Regions from separate parts of the Homo sapiens genome. Here region 1 is linked to region 2. A link is a loop called in an ENCODE intact Hi-C map of the cell type or tissue named here. Cell type or tissue: psoas muscle. All regions are shown on one strand. Links, peaks and the distances in the headings refer to the core of each region. The heading gives the core; the rest is flanking DNA.

Region 1 (8,342 bases), core at 318-8,317, 58 kb before region 2:
TACAATTTTTTCAGAAAGTTAGCCAGGGTGGGGAAGGCTTCTCTGGAGCATTTTTAACATACTATCTTGTCACAGGTTTCAATAAGCATGAAATGCAATTCAGGGACCTGTTTTTCATGATATAAAAATCTTTGCACACAGTAAAATCACCATATCATCTGGTTTACCTAGGAGGTTCTGGTTTACACCCATTGTCCTGACATAATTGCCAATAGTTCCCCTTTTATTATCAGGTACCATAATTTGGAAAATAAATTATATTGTCACTCTAGCACTGGGTAACCAAACAAGAGCTTGTCTAAGTGGTTGCTTTCCCAAGGTTTTGCCATCTGTTGGACTCCAGTTCACGTTTCAAGACGCAGCCTCTGTCACTTCCTCTGTGACAGAATTAATCTGCACTCCCACAGCACTGGGTACTCACCTTCATTCACTCACAGATCCTCTTTGGCTTTGTCTCCACTGAGCACTGGGTCCCCTCAACTAGACCACATTGTGTTCTGTGCATCTCCTTGCACAAGTCGTGAGAACAGTAAGCTCTTAACTAGAGGCTGTGGAGTGAATTATTTTGGACAGAAATTTCCCCAAGAAGATTTGGTTTTGCTTTATTTTACTTTCAGTCACCAAAGGAATAAAAATGTTCCTAGGGACTTGTTAAGCCTTAACACTGAATATTGGAAAGGGGATATGCAATACAAATGCTTTCAAAAGGAAAGTCAATAAATATTTAGGAAAGTGACAAGAAGTGTTCAAACATGCTTGTTGTTGTTGCTAAATGTTAAAGCTTTATCAACCTTCTTTAATAGTTTTTAAATTTGTTTTTGTTTTTGTTTTTTGAAACAAAGTCTCACTCTGTCACCCAGGTTGGAGTGCAGTGGTGTGATCTCAGCTCACTGCAACCTCTGCCTCCTGAGTTCAAGCAATTCTCCTGTTTCAGCCTCCCAACTAGCTAGGACTACAGGTGCCCGCCATCATGCCTGGCTAATTTTTGTATTTTTATTAGAGACAGGGTTTCACCATATTGGTCAGGCTGGTCTTGAACTCCTGACCTCAGGTGATCCACCCTCCTCAGCCCAAAGTGCTGGGATTACAGGCATGAGCCACCGTGCCCGGCCTTTAATAGTTTTTTCTAAATTTAAAATTCTAGCAATAACTCTACTTGTATAAAAGAAACATTTTACTTTCTACTCTTTTGTATCCTTTAACAAGTATGTGTTGCTTTTTCTTTAACATGTATGTTTCTCTTTAAAACGTTTGTATCCCTTTTTAACTAGAAAATTTTTATTAGAAAAGATACAATTATTGAAACAAAAAATTAGTTTCCTAAGAGATTTGAGAGATCATTGAGATAAATCCTTTCATATTCCAGAGTGTGTGCTGGGCAGGAGGGTTGAAAGGGAAGGAGGAAAAACTAAGAAACTAATGGGACCCAAAGAATTTAAGGTATTCAGCAGAAGCCTCACAAGCAATAAGTGGCAAAGTCAATACTGGAACCCAGTTCTCTGAATCCATGTCTCTTGATCCTTGCACAACACTTCTCAAATTTCTTTGGACTGGCAAAAGGCATTTGAGCAGAGATACTCTTGTCATCCCTGGAGTTAGAATGTGAGCTCCATGCCTCAACTAGGATTATTTGGATGAAGTTAAACCATGCACAGCTCCAAATTCAAAGGAGTCAAGGAGAAAATTTATCCATGAATAAGGGTTTATATCACCTTACTTGCTGAGTGACCTTGGTCAGGTTACTTAACCTCTCTGAGGCTTAGTTTTCCTGTCTTTCATATGGTGCTAACAGTATGTTTCTTGTAGGATTTGGCGAGGTTTCAATGAAATAGTGTGCATAAAGTACTTACCAGTTTTTAGAGGGAAACGTTCAATAAATTATAGGCATTATAATAATTATTATTATTGCTGCTCTGCTACCCAGACTTGTATTGAAGGAGAACTTATTAATTTCAAATAGGCACTATGTAGACAGTTCTTCCTGCCCTAACGCTCAGGTGCCAATTCCATAAGCACTTTGACTTAAGAAATCTGTTTTCTGAGGAGGTGGTGATTGAAATGGGGATCATGTATAGAGGAGCCTGCATGACTGGTCTCCCTGTCACCAGGCATTTTCCTGTTTCCTAGATTCCTTGATATCACTTTTTTTTTTTTTTTTTGGCTTGGGCTTTGCAAAACTTCCTGGTGGGTAGTTTTAGTCATCCTTCCTAGCAGTTTGCAAGAGTATGTTATGAAGCTGGAAATCATTTAAAAAATGTCCTGATGTGTCAGAAAAAGGGAAGAAGAAGGATGATGGCTCCTCTTGTTCATTCATTTGAAATATTGATTACTAGTTCCTCTTTCTTTAATCTTTAATGGAGATTTTCTTTTCTTTTTCTCTTGTCTTCACAGACTTCTATTTACCATTGAAAAGAAAAGCAACCATAATACCCTGGCATCTACAAAGGAGAACCATTTACTTAAGCATCTACCTACTCGTTTGACATATGTTATTAAATACTTACTGCATTAGGCCCTGTGCTAGGCAATGACATACAGACATGAAGGTTACATAAACTTGTTTATGAAACATGGACTCTTACAGACCTGGGTTCAAATCTCTGCTTTGTCCATTTCTAAAGATTGGATCTCAGGCAGGTTAGCTACTTATCTCTCTGAACCAACTCCTTCTCTCAGATTCCCTGTCTCAGCCATGGCATCACCGTCATCTTTTTGTCCCAGTTTAGAAAGCTCAGAATGATTTTATTCTCCCCCTGAACCCTCTACCTAATGTTCTGTCCATCACCCAGCAATGCACAATTTAATTCCTAAATATTCATTGAATGTATCTTCCCCTACATCTCCAATTTATTTAACAAATATTTATTGAGGGCCTGCTCTGTCCCAGGCCCTCTGCTGGCACAGGGATACCTGTCCCTAAGGAGCTCCCTGGCTGGTCAGGTGCATCCATAAATACACAATTTCTCAATAGCAAATGGGTGTAGCGATAATAAAAGCCCACTTTTATTGCACGCTTAATCACTGCTGGACACTGTTCTAAGAGCATTATATACATTAAACCACTTAATCATCACAATAACCCTAAGAGATAGGTGATATTAGTATCTTTACCTTATAGATAAGGAAACCAAGACAACAGAGTGAATAAACAACTTGGCCAAAGTCACACAACTCACTAGCAGTGGAGGAAGGTGCAATGGCTTATAAAGTTGGCTTAAAAGCTATAGCTGTAACCACTAGTGAGCTCAGGTTCTGCTTTGAGGGCATTGGAGAGGGGTCCCTGGGGAGGAGCTCCTAACCATATTAAAGGTCCTTCTTTGAGCTGTTGTCTATGCTGAGCCTTACAATGTGAGTAGGGTTTAGCCAGAACAATTCTCCCCATCCCCCCACACCCTGCTCTGTGGGCCTCACCTTGACCAGTTTCTTCATTGATCCCACTCTTGTTGGTCCATTCTTCTCACATGTGTCACAGTGAGCTTTCTAATCAAATCTGATCATATTATTACTACTTTTTTTTTCTTTTACTTTTTCTTCTTTAGATACAAGGTCTTGCTCTAATGCCCAGGTTGGAGTACAGTGGCGGAATCATAGCTCACTACAGCCTCAACCTCCTGGGCTCAGTCGATCCTCCTATCTCAGCCTCTTGAGTGGTTGAGTGGCTGGGACTACAAGCATGCACCACCACAACCCACTAATTTTTAAAATAATTTTTTTGTAAAGATGGGGCTCTCCTTACGTTGCCCAGGCTGGTCTCGACCTCCTGGACTCAAATGATCCTCCTACCTCAGCCTCCCAAAGTGCTGGAATTATAGGTGTGAGCCACTTTGCCTAGCTTTAATGTTTTGGAATGTCTTTCCATCATCCACAGGATAGAGTCTAAACTCCTCAGCATGATCATGAGGCCTCCACAATGTGGCCATGTGGCCCACCTAACTCCCAGCCTTGCCCTACCCTTCCTGCCTTCAGCCACACCCACTCACTGGTAGGCCCACTTCTGCCTCCATCTGTGTCAGATTCTATCCCTCAGCTCCTATGAGGCTTTCCACCCTCATCTTTCTAGGATACCTTCCTGGATCCCACAGGCAAAGTTAACTACTCTCAATAGTACAACCCACCACACCCCAAATACATGTATTTTAGCTCTTCTCCTTCTGAGTTAGAACAGTTGACTTTTGAATCCGTCTACTTTATTATATAGTGAGCCCCTTGAAGGGTATTTCCCAGATCCTAACAGGGCCTGGTACTAGTGAATCCTTAGCATGAATGAATGAATGAATGAGTAAATGAATGAATATTAAGAACCAGGACCAGACTTTAAGCTTTTTTATCTGTTGCAGCTCATAGCATAATGCTGAGGACGTTCAGTATCCAGTCAAATATTGATTTTCCTTTTACACATCTATGGGGTACAATCATGCCCCAACAGAACTAGAAAAGGGAAAATACTATCCATAAAGTCAAAACTGTATCATGAGAAATGCGCTGGACAGGTGGCCAGGAGATCTGGGATTGTCGTCCAGGCCCTATCACCAACTAACATGTGACCTTGGGCAGGATATTAACCCCCATTTCCTCAGCTATAATACTGCCATGAAAAGTCTAAAAGGGCGTGAGTGCTGAAGAAATTTGTAAACTGTAAAGCACTGGGCAAGCCAGAGACATCACTGGCTTCATTCCTCCAGCTACTCTCCAAGGATTAATCTAAAGGGTATACTCAGCGCTACTGCAGGCCATGGGGCAAGCCTTTCTCACCCTTTCTCCTCTTCTTGGCCTGAGTCCAGGAAGATTTCCATCTGTACCTTGTCTGCAAGCCAGACTCTGAACCTAGGGTTTGGAAAAACAGGCAGGTTATATTCATCCAGGTGTATCCTGTATACATACTGAGCTGTAAAGCCAAGTTTGTTCTCAGAATAAAGTGAGCACACATATGTGCGTGTATGTGTATGTGTGCTGCTTTCATTAGCACAGCAAGGTTCAGCACAATAGAGGCAGCTGTGGAGTAGTGGCAAGAGCTCTGAACTTGACATCATTTAGGTCTTAATTTCACCATTGTCATTCCTGCGCACGCTGAGCGACTTTTGTTATATTCTTAACCTCTTACGGCCTCCCTCCCTCCTCTCTAAAATGAGGTAATGCATTTGCCGTAGATTCATTGTAAAGATTACACAAGGAATGTAAGGTGGCTAGCACAGTGCCTGGTATATAGTACATAGTACATATATATTTGTTTGTTGATTTCTATTTCTATTAATAATAATTATAACTAACATTTTGTATGCATTTTCTATGCATCAGGCTTTATGCTAAGCATTTTACATGTGTTATATGGAGTAAGTCTCATGACAACCTTAAAAAATAGATACAGTTGATCCTTGAACAACACAGTTTGAACAGCAAGGGTCCATTTATATGCAGATTTTCACCCACCTCTGCACATCTCAGACAGCAAGATCAACTCCTCCCTTCTACCTCCCCTTCAGCCTACTCAACATGAAGACAAAAAGGATGAAGACATTTATTATGATCCACTTCCACTTAATGAATAGTAAATATATTTTCTTTTCCTTATGATTTTCTTAGCAATATGTGCTTTTCTCTAGCTTACTTTATTGTAAGAATACAGTATATACTAATAGTACATATAACATACAAAATATGTGTTAATTGACTGTTTGTATTATTGGCAAGATTTCTAGTCAAAAGTAGGCTACTAGAAGTTAAATTTTTGAGGAGTCAAAAGTTATACGTGGATTTTCAATTGTGCAGGGGGTTGGCGCCCCTAATCCCCATGTTGTTCTTCAGTCAACTGTATTGTTATTCTTCCTTATAGACTAGAAGACTGACACTCTGATGGGTTAAGCTGCTACCCCAAGGTCAGAATAGAGCTGGTAATTAGAGGAACCAGGGCTCAGATACATTTCTCTATATTCTAAAGCAATGCTTTTGGGACTTCTAATGAAATATGTCTGTTTAAGTCAACATTTTTGCCCTTATTACCAGGAAATTATACTAAAGGGACAATAAAAATAGGAGGGAAAGTAGAAGACTCAAATAATAGAAGTATAAGCTTAATTACATAAGTATCCATATAAACAGACACACTAAGGAAAATGTTGTTGACTGAAATGGGTTTGTTAAGAAGGAGGAAGATAAGCACACTAATTGTGTCATCATTTATAATGAACTAGCAGATAGTGTCCAAAAAGTAGAGAGAACTAAGGATGTTTTATAAATATATAAACTGGTAACCACTAAAATAGAAATGTAACCCATCTTAAATAGCAGAGAAAGCACAAACAAAAAACAAAATAGAGCTGTTTTTATAGTAAATGACATACATACGTCCATAAATGCAAGCTAGACTGACTTCTGATTCCAGCCAACATGAATAAGAGGGACTGGATTATTTTCACACTTGGAACAACCAAAAATACCGAAGTATATGAAATAATGGCTGTTAAGACACTGGACACCAGGCAATAAAGAACAGCAATCCCTAAAATAAAGGAAACAAATGAGGTGAGCCTACAACTGCTTCAGTTTACTGCCTGGAGGCAGTGTTCAGGCTGTGACATAAGGAAGGGACCCAGACAGAGTCCAGCAGACTTCTGGAGTAGAGGAGATGAAACTGAGAGTTCAGAGAGACCATGGTAGACAGAATTCACAGGACAGAGTACTGGAGAGGATAAAGCCACAGGGAGAGAAGGCTTCAAAGATCCACAGAAGATTCTGGTCAGCATACACATGTGAGGAAGCTATCCAAAGCTGGGGGAAGAACCCAACAAAAGGATTAGAGGGAAAAATACCCATCGCTGCCATACTTGTGACTAACTCATGGGTCAGAGAAGAAATCAGAAGGAAATTATGAAGTATTTCAAACTGAATGAAAATCAGAATACCATACATTAAAATTTGTGGAATGCTGCTAAACAGTACTTAGGGAAAATTCATAGCACTAACCACCTATATTAGTAAAGAAGAAAGTTCCAAATCAATGACTTCAGCTTCCACCTTAAGAAACTAGGAACAGAAGAGCAAATCAAAACCAAAGTGCGTGGAAAAAAGAAATGGGTAAAAATCAGAATGACAGTCAATATAATAGAAAATAGAAAGATAATGAAGAAAATCAGTGAAACTGAAAACTGGTTCTTTGAGAAAAATCAAGAAACCTCTGGGAACTTAGATAAAATGGAAAAATTCCTGGAAAGACGCGAACTATCAAACCTCACTTGAGAAGAAATAGGTAACCTGAATTGCCCTAAATCTAGTAAGAAAACTGAGTTTGTAGTTGAAAATCTCCCCACAAATATAATTCCAATTCCAATTGGTTTCACTGATGAATTCTACCAAACACTTAAGGAAGAAACATAAATTTGACACAGACATCCTGAAAACTGAAAAGGAGAGAATACTTTACAACTTATTTTAAGATTCCATAACTACCCTGATACCAAAGCCAAATATGTTAAAATGAAAAAAAAAAGACAAACAAAAAAACTACAGACCAATATCCATAATGAATACAAATCAAAAAATTCTAAATAAAATTTTAGCAAATTGAATCCAACAATATATGAAAACAATAATACCTATGCCCAAATGGAGTTTATTCAAGGAATAAAAATTTTGTTTAATATTAGAAATCAGTTAATAACATTTATTTTATTAACAAGGCAAAAAATAATAATCATGCTTATCTCAATAGATGAGACATCCATTCTTGACAAAATCTCTAAGTAAATTAAGACTAGAAGGGAACTTCCTCAACTTGATAAAGAGCATATAAGAAAAATGTACACCTAACATTATACTTAATGGTGAAAGACTAAGTGTGTTCTCCCTAATATTGGGAAAAAGACAATGACATCTACTCTCATCACTTCTATTCAACATTGTAATGGAGTTTTTGTCCAATGCAATAAGGCAAGAAAAAGAAATAAAGGGAATCCAGATTGGGGAAAAAAAAATAAAACTCTTTATTCTCAAAAACATGATTGGGCTGAGTGCAGTGGCTCATGCCTGTAATCCCAGTACTTTGGGAGCTCATGGAGGGCAGATCACTTGAGGTCAGAAGTTTGAGACTAGCCTGGCCAACATGGTGAAATCCTGTCTCTACCAAAAATACAAACATTAGCTGGGCGTGGTGGCACGTGCTTGTAGTCCCAGCTACTTGGTAGGCTGAGGCATGAAAATCACTTGAACCTGGGAGGTGGAGGTTGCAGTGAGCAGGGATTGTGACACTGCACTCCAGCCTAGGTGACAGAGTGAGACCCTGTCTCAAAAACAAAAACCAAAAAAACCCATGATTGCCTAGTAAGAAAATCTGATGGAAAAGAGAAAAG
Region 2 (8,342 bases), core at 104-8,103:
GTGGCACCCAGAACACCTGCCCACATCTTGGTCCTGGGGAAAATGGGCAAAGTCCAGCATTAGAGAACAACTCCTTTGCCCTCCACAACTCTGTGTGGGCCAAAGTATGAAATATCTGTGGCTGGGTGGAATATTCTGGCAGATGCACTGAACACAGGACCTGGATGCTATGTGAACACGGCAGCCTGGCTGGGAAAGCTACCTGTCAGCCAGGCTCACTTCTCCCCTTAAATGGCATTCTCTTTCTTGGGGAAGAGTTTACCCACTCAGGGTTAGTGATTCCTATTCTCCTTGCAGGATGCTTGGACATGTGCTGTGTTGTTAATTCCTTTTTGTGGTCCTTCCTATTCAATCCATTTTACTGCCCTTCTTTGCAGGCCTTGAGCCCTAGAGAGCTAATGCCTAAGAACTATAATACATCACTCAGACTCCCTTATCCACTAACTTCTAGCTAGATTTGGTCAAAGGGAAGCTTTGGTGGGAGATAGGAGGCTGGGAGGAGAGAGAACCCAGGGGTCTATGCCTCCCTCCTTCCTGAACTCCTTTCTTGCTGCAGTCCCTGCATTGGCTGTGACCAGTATGGTGGTAACTCCCGGGGCAGGGGTGGGCAGGTTCTCTTTCTTAGCTCCAGCTCTCTCAGCCATCCCAGAACACATTCCTTCACTTCCCCTTCCCCCTTAGAGAGGTACGGGCCTTCCACTGTTGCTAGCTTGGGAGTGCATCAACTTCTCTTGCTGGCTTCCTTCACCTTGCCCTGACCTCTAAACACAATCCTGTTACTAAATTCTTTTCAACTAAGCCCTTCTGTGTAAGACTTGTTTCCTGCCATGATTCTGATCAGTACTTCCACGGAGGGTCTGCAAAGTACCTTAGAGACACTCCACCCTCGCCAAGAGCAGAACACAAATCTGCCCCTCTCCTTGCCCCCTGGTATCTTGGTGCCTTCCAAGAAGACAGGCAGAGGTCCCATGTGGGCACTTCTCCCATAGGCCCTGCCTATTTGACTGCAGAGCTGCAGAGGAAGCAGGCTCCATCACAGGTGGCCTCAGGGGCCATGGGGGTGGGGAGGTTGTGATTTTATTGCAAGAACAAAGACAAGTCATGGCAGATTTGGGGGCTGGGAAGTGCCATTATCTGATTTGTAATTTTAGAAAGATCGTTTTATCTTTCATGAGCAGAGCAGGTTCTAGAGAGTGAGTGCAGCCCAGGGAAGATATTTAGGAGACTGATGCAATAGTTTCTATTTGAGATTATGGCATGGCCACCATCAGAGACATCTGCCACCTCCATCATGAAGCCTCTGCCAATCACTCCACTTTGAATGAAATTCCTCCTTCCTTTTGTGTGCCCCAAACTTTGTTGTAGCATCTATCGCAGTCAGCCCCTGAGACCCTCTCCTCCTCTCTAGGGTGAGTTCCTTGGCCTCAGTGCTCACTCACTCCCAGGGTTCTAAGCTTACTGGGCAACGACATATCACTAAGCTGGCTGGTACTCTCTAGGCAAATGCAAATGGCTCAGAAGGTATAACACATTATGCCATCATCAACTATTAATATCTAATATCAGATCAGCCGGCATCATCTTGTCAAACTAGAAAAGAAAGTAAGCTTCTGCCAAACATCTGCCATGTGCTGGGCCACCTTCCAAAGATGCCTCATTCAATCCACCAGCAACCTGGGCAGTAGGTTCTCATCTCGCAATGTGGAAACCAAGGCCCAGAGGAGTGGCTGCCCAGCTTGTGAGTGACAGAGCCTGACTCAAACCCAGGTCTCCCTGTTTATTACAGAGGCAAATCAAGAAACATGCTGTCAGAAGAATGGGCCAAGGCTACTGAGGAAACTGGGCCTAGAAAGGTTAATTTGGATAATAACAAACAATTACAAATGGACAATAATGATATCTAGCTTCACACACTTTGTTGATGCCAACTGTCACCCACTGCTACAGCAGAGGGGCATGCTCCTGAGGCTGGGTTCCTCACTATTAGCTGTGGGACTGCACATGCACTTTACACTGCCTACTCAGGTTAAACATTACCTCCTCTAAGAAGCCCTCCTGGACCTCGCAAGTCCTGGATAGGTACACATGTATTTGCCTACAGAGGCCCTTGTAGTTGCCTCTACATACTTACATATGAGTGTATATAAATATACCTTACACTCTCTCTTTCTTCGTATGTATGGGATACATATACACATACATATATAGATATATACATACACATATACACATACAATATACATACATATATATGTATATATATGTGTGTATATATATAGTATATATGTATATTGTATGTGTATATACCTAACTAAAGCCTCAAGACTTCTGTTGACACCTCAAAGAGGGCTTGAGAGCTGTCCTCTATGCTGAAGACTGCAGAGAGGTGGAGGGTATAGACTTGTTTTCAGTGTTCTTGAGGGGGAAGGCCCAATAGGTGAAAGCTGCAGAGACATCAATTTTGATTCAGCCCAAGGAAAAACTTTCTAGTAGCGAGAATTTCCCCAGGATGCAGCAGGCTCCCTGGGGGAGCCTATGAGCGTGGGCTGGGAGAGGCAACTATGGAGAAGGCTACACTTTAAGTGGTGTAGGGAGGAGTGGGAACTGGATCCCTCTAATGGGGTCTTCTAGTTTTGTGATTGGGGGCTCTTTTACCATAAAAAAAACTATTATTTATTAACCTTCTATGAAGCGCTTATCTCCTTACAAACATGAATTCATTCAACCTCACATTGGCCCTGCAAGGTAGATATTATCCAGTTCATGGATAAGGAAATGAGGCTCAGAGAAGTGGGGTAGCTTGCTCATTAGAAATTGGCATAGAAACATGAGCTGCATCTCACACTAGAACTCCGTAGAATAAACCAGCTGCCCCCACTTTCCTCCAGCAGTTAGGTTCATACAAGTTTTACCCATGTCAGCAGCACAACAGAGTTCATTTGGTTTTGTTTTCATGTTCCTTTACTTCCTCTCCAGTATCTCTACCTTTTTCATGCTGAAAGTTGGCCAGCAGTCCAGACCATCAGATCTAATCTGCTCTGGGGGAGTAGGGGCCTGGCCTGGTTCACAGGCAGTCCCCAGACTGGGTGGTGCCTCCTGAACCCTCTTTATTCCTTCTAGAAGGAATCCACTGTTTACTACCTTGTTCCTGGACCTCTAGACACATTTATAAAGCCACAGAACCTGGGAGGGGTAAGGAGGTTACATGAAGCGTGGCAGCTACAGCTGACAGAAGGTTTCAGAAAGTCCTGTCGCTTCAGTTTCAAGTCTGATGAAAGAAAAAAAAAAAAAAAAAAAAGCTAAGCAAAGCCCAACGAGGCTGCCTGCCAGGAGTCTGTGAAACATGGCCCAGGCCAAAGCCAGTGTCAGCCAAGAGGGAAATTACAGGCCTTAAATGGCAGACAAGTCTGCAAAAGCCTCCTAGAGTTGTGTTTGGCAAATGTTTGTTTGCATACATGTTTGTTTGTGTGGATGTGTTTTTCAGCATGTATTTTTTTTTTTAGTTATGTATTTAGCTCTAAGATCGTTTTTAAAAACAATGTCAAAATTGTACTTTAAAATAATTTATTCCTGGTGAATATTTGGAGCAATTCCATTCAGTTTAGTTCAAGTCAGCAACTATTTACTGACAGTCTATTCCATGCCAGGCACTGAGATTGGCACTGGGCATCCTGGGTTGCTAAAGGGGCTGCCCCATTCTGAGCTAGCTCAGTGGCTGCTGTAGAAAAAAGTCAGCCCAAATGCCCATCAATGATAGACTAGATAAAGAAAATATGGTACATATACACCATGGAATACTATGCAGCCATAAAAAGGAATGAGATTATGTCCTTTGCAGGGACATGGATGAAGCTGGAAGCCATTATCCTCAGCAAACTAACACAGGAACAGAAAACCAAACACCACATGTTCTCACTCATAAGTGGGAGCTGAACAATGAGAACACATGGACACAGGGAGGGGAACAACACACACTGGGGCCTGTTGGGGGAGGGGAGTGGGGAAAGCATTAGAGAAAAGAGCTAATGCATGCTAGGGTTAACACCTAGGTGAAGGGTTGATAGGTACCACAAACCACTGTGATACACATTTACTTATGCAACAAACCTGCACATCCTGCACTTATACCCCAGAACTTAAAAGATAAAAAAATTAAAAAATTAAAGCAAACAACAAACAAACAAACAAAAGTGATAATCAGGTGAGAGAATGAGGAAGAGGAATATTGTTTTCTAAATGAATATAATAGTTGGCTTTATTTTACAGTAAACATGTAGTTTCAAAAATATTAAAAACAAAGCACAGACAACTTGACAAATTACCATTTGTTCCACCACCTAGAATTAACTAATTTTTATATTTGTCATATTTGAATTATACATTTGTATGTGTATAAAAATTTTTAAAGTGTTATTAATAAAGCTGTGGTTCTCCTCCAAGAAAAAAGAGAAAAAGACACATGCATGGAAAAGAATCCCAGAGGACCCTTGGGCCCAGATCATTTCAGTCCGGTGTGGCTGGGACAAAAGAGGGAGAAGCCTTAGTTCTTGGGGGAGAAGGAGTCAAGTAGGACTTTACAGGCATACAAAGGTCTGGAGGGGGCCCTTCCAGGTACAGGAAAGAAACCTAGGGGAGCTCATCTGAAGGTCAGGGATGGATGACTTGCTCAAGGTCCCACAGCTAGAAACTGGCAGCCTGAAGATTTGAACTCAGGTCTGTCACATTCTTCTCCACCCCAGCAAATAAACCTGAAGGTGAAAGCTGTGTGATTTGGCTGGAGGGCTATGTCCAGCCTCTTTAAATCCTTCCCATCCCTTAAGGACTAGCCAACTCTTACAAATTCTCAGTAGGCTAATCTAATATCCACTGCTGAGTTCCTAGAAAATATGTGCCTCAATATTGCTCGTTATCTTTTAATGAAGCTATGCTTTTCTCTTCAACAATATAAATACATATAAACATTTATTTCATTTTTAAAAAATAAAATAAAGATTTGTGGTTTTCCACTCTATGTCATGACAATGTTTGGCAAAAGAGATAGGAAGAATGATAAAACCATCTTCATGGGTAGAAATAATTTTAAATTCTGTTTTACTTCCGTCACACACAGCAGGTACTCAATAAATACTTGCAGTGCTGGCCTGGCTAGGCTGTACTTTTTTATGACAGTGTATTAGTCAGATATTGCCACCATCATGCTGGGTAACAAACCACACGAAACTCAGTTGCTTACAACTACAAGCATTTATTTTTCTCACTGAGAGTTGGCTGGATACCTCAGGTTCAAGGTGCAGGCCCAGGGCTTTGGGTCAGTTTGAGTCTGCTTCTTTTGTCTCATTCTGGGGGCCAGGCTGAAAGAACCTCAGACTTGCCCTTTTCATGGTGGTAAATGAGACATGAGACAGGAGCAGAAGCAAGAGATAAGTAGAAACAGATCAAGCTTCTTGAGGTCTCAGCCCAGAACTGTCATGCTGTTGTTTCCACCCCCATAACTTTGCCCAGGGCAAGTCAATGGTCAAGCCCAATATCACTGCACAGGAAGACACATTTGCCCACTCTAGGGGGAGGCACAGCAAAGTCAGATGGCAAAGGGTATAATTCTAAAAGAAACAGAACATGAAGAACTGAAGAAAGATTCTAGGATTTGAAGGTAGACTTGACTTCAAATCTGAATTATCATTTACCTGCTTTGGAGACTAGAGAAATCGCTTAACCTTTTTGCATCTGTCTCCTCATCTGTTCTTACCTCTCTGGGGTGTAATAAGACTATTTCCCATCCTCACTTACTGAGTGCTGACAATGTACCACTCACTGAGCTTAGCATTTTATGAACATCATCACACATAAGACAGGTAAGGTAGGAATCCATCTCCCATTTAATAGATGAGGAAACTGAGATTGATAGATGTTAAGTGACTTGCCCAAAGTCACACAGCTACATTCGAAGTTTCATGCCAGGTCTGTGTCACCTCTACTTAATGTAAATAAGGCGTGTACACTGTCTGCCACATAGAGGGTCCTTGTTTCAGGTGAATTTCTGTATCTTTCCCTCTTAGAGAGTCCTGGAAACTTCTAGGTCGCTGGACTTTTACTTTCTGATGAACTTCACCCAAGCTGATGTGACCAGCTACCATCACCCAAGTTTCAAAGTTCATTGTTGCTTAAAAAAAATAAGGCTATTATTAGCAGCAATCAGAGGGCAATCACATTTCCCAGTCAGGAGTCTTTGGGAGGAAGGTTGTTTGAAGCAATGCCTGGATGGTGTTTGTGGTGCCACATGTCTGGTGTGGAGGCAAATTTCGTAATGGCCATGCCTGTCAGGTGATGCCGAGACCTCTGCTCAGAACAGATATCTTTCCAGTCGGGAGTGGCTGCTCTGACATCGCTGGGGAAGGACAGCTAGCAGCTGCTCTTTTGCAAGACTTGATTCATACAGCATGGAAGATACTAGTAAGAGCAAGTCTTTAGATAAGAGACCTGATTTAAATCAGGGTTGTGCCTCTGACTGGCTGGGTGGCCTTGGCCCCTGGTGATGCTGTTCCCTCTGCCTGCACACCTCCTCAGGGCCAGCTCTCCACCTTAGTGTCACTTCATCTAGGAGATCTTCCCTGACGTTCTCAAGCTAACACACTGGACACCCCCAGGCTCTGCACTTAGATGATCTTAATTGCTTGTTTAATTGGCTGTCTGCTACAGGATAAGTGTTGTTTGAGAACAAGCCCTGATCAATGTTTGCCACTGAAATCCTACTTCCCAGAATGATGTCTAGTGCATAGTAGGCACTGTAGGAACATTTATTTATCTAATGAATTCAGTAATAAACTACTAAAAGCATACTGTTGATTTGTAACCTTTTGGTGGTGGATCCAATATTGTCTGTGCTATGGAAGCCCCTTGGCTCTAAATCCTTGCTAATCAAAGTGTGGTCCTTGGATGGACCTACATCACCTGAGGGCAGCCCAGTAGTTTTAACTGTGCAGATCCTGAAGAGGTACGGGTACTGCTTGAACAGTATACCATTCATTGAGATGGACAGATGATGATCTATTTGTTAAGAAATAAGTTGTCAAAACCTTGCTAGTGACTAGCTTCAAGAGCATGCCAGATGCCCCATGGTCCCCAGGGTGATTTTTTTTTTTTTTTAACTATCTACCAGGAGAAGGGGATGAGCCAGTGCTTATTGTCTAGTCTCACTTCTGGTCTGTGAGGCAGATATCATCATCTCCACTGTATGCAGGAGGAGGGTGAGGTCCAGAGAGATTAAATCACTTGCCCAAGTTCACACAGTTGGGAAGAGGCAGAGTGGGGATATCCCCTTTACATCAAGCTGACTCTCCCAGGAAAGCTACCCTTTTAACTCTGACAGTAAAACCTCTGCCTTATTCCACATTCTGTCCTTAAATCCTCTTCACACAGGAAAAGCTACATTCTCTGAAGCATGTGAATGGGCCCTTCTGGGTCTTCTACTAAATATATACCCCATGGCTCCCTCCATTCTAGCCATGATGGCCTGATTTCTGTCTCTTGAATACACCAGCTGATGCCTGTCCCAGGACCTTTGCAGTTCCTCCTGCCTGCAGAGTGTCCCCAGATCTCCCCATGGTTGCCTGCTTCTCATCATTCAGGTCTCACTCTGTGTCACCTCTTCAGAGAGACTTTCCCTAAACACTCTAGGGAAAGCAGTCCTCCTCCGCCACCAACAAACATTCATTCTCATTCCCATTTTATTTTTTTTCCACATCACTTAATTTATGCTAAATTACCATGGGCATTCATTCAGATGTCTTTTTTTCTCTCCATTAGAGTGGATGTTCTTTGAGGTCAGAGTTCTTGTCTGGTTTTGGTTTGCACTATTCCCAGGCTAGTGAATTGTAAGGATGATTCTAACACATTCTTGTGTTGAGACGTTTTTGTATCCAGTGGATTTATATCAGGGCTTGCATTGGCTTCTTGTCTTCAGAAGGAGAGCAGACCCTTGTCCAAGTGTCCAATCATGCTTCAGGGTGTCAGAGGGGCTCCGATTAGCTGTTCAGGTGGGGTCTTATCAGGGTGCATGCAATTATCCATGCAATTCCTGACCCCAGAAGGAAGTGATCCTTTTCATCATTTGCACCCTGATAGGACCCCACCCAAACAGCTAATCAGAGCCCCTGTGACATCCTGAAGCATGATTGGACACCTGGACAAGGGGTCGGCTCTCCTGCAGACGAGAAGGCAATGCAAGCCCTGACATAAATCCACTGGATACAGTAATGTCTCAACACAAGAATGTCTTAGAATCATCCATACAATTCACCTGAATTTGCCCTTGAGTCTATGCTTTCTGAGGGGAGGGATAGTAT

Evidence for each region. A loop is a pair of places that touch in the nucleus more often than their neighbours do. Peaks named below come from ENCODE experiments on the same cell type or tissue, not always from the same donor. Only the 100,000 strongest peaks of a DNase experiment are listed, where the experiment ranks them.
Region 1: a loop joins it to region 2, with 2.3 times the contacts of the local background. A loop is called at or near these places in 10 of 110 quality-filtered maps.

The regions. Positions count from the first base shown.
Region 1 is chr1:58,907,222-58,915,563 of GRCh38, forward strand. No RefSeq gene overlaps it. Among named protein-coding and RNA genes, the nearest start is that of LINC02777, 7.3 kb to the left of the region's middle. In psoas muscle, for the core only: no CTCF peak of the experiment used is centred there; no DNase peak of the experiment used is centred there; H3K27ac peaks cover 1,970 bases.
Region 2 is chr1:58,965,529-58,973,870 of GRCh38, forward strand. No RefSeq gene overlaps it. Among named protein-coding and RNA genes, the nearest start is that of LINC01358, 51 kb to the right of the region's middle. RefSeq lists an enhancer at 3,054-3,213. In psoas muscle, for the core only: a CTCF peak has its summit at 3,422; DNase peaks (open chromatin) are centred at 1,653, 3,333 and 6,353; H3K4me3 peaks cover 370 bases; H3K27ac peaks cover 7,626 bases.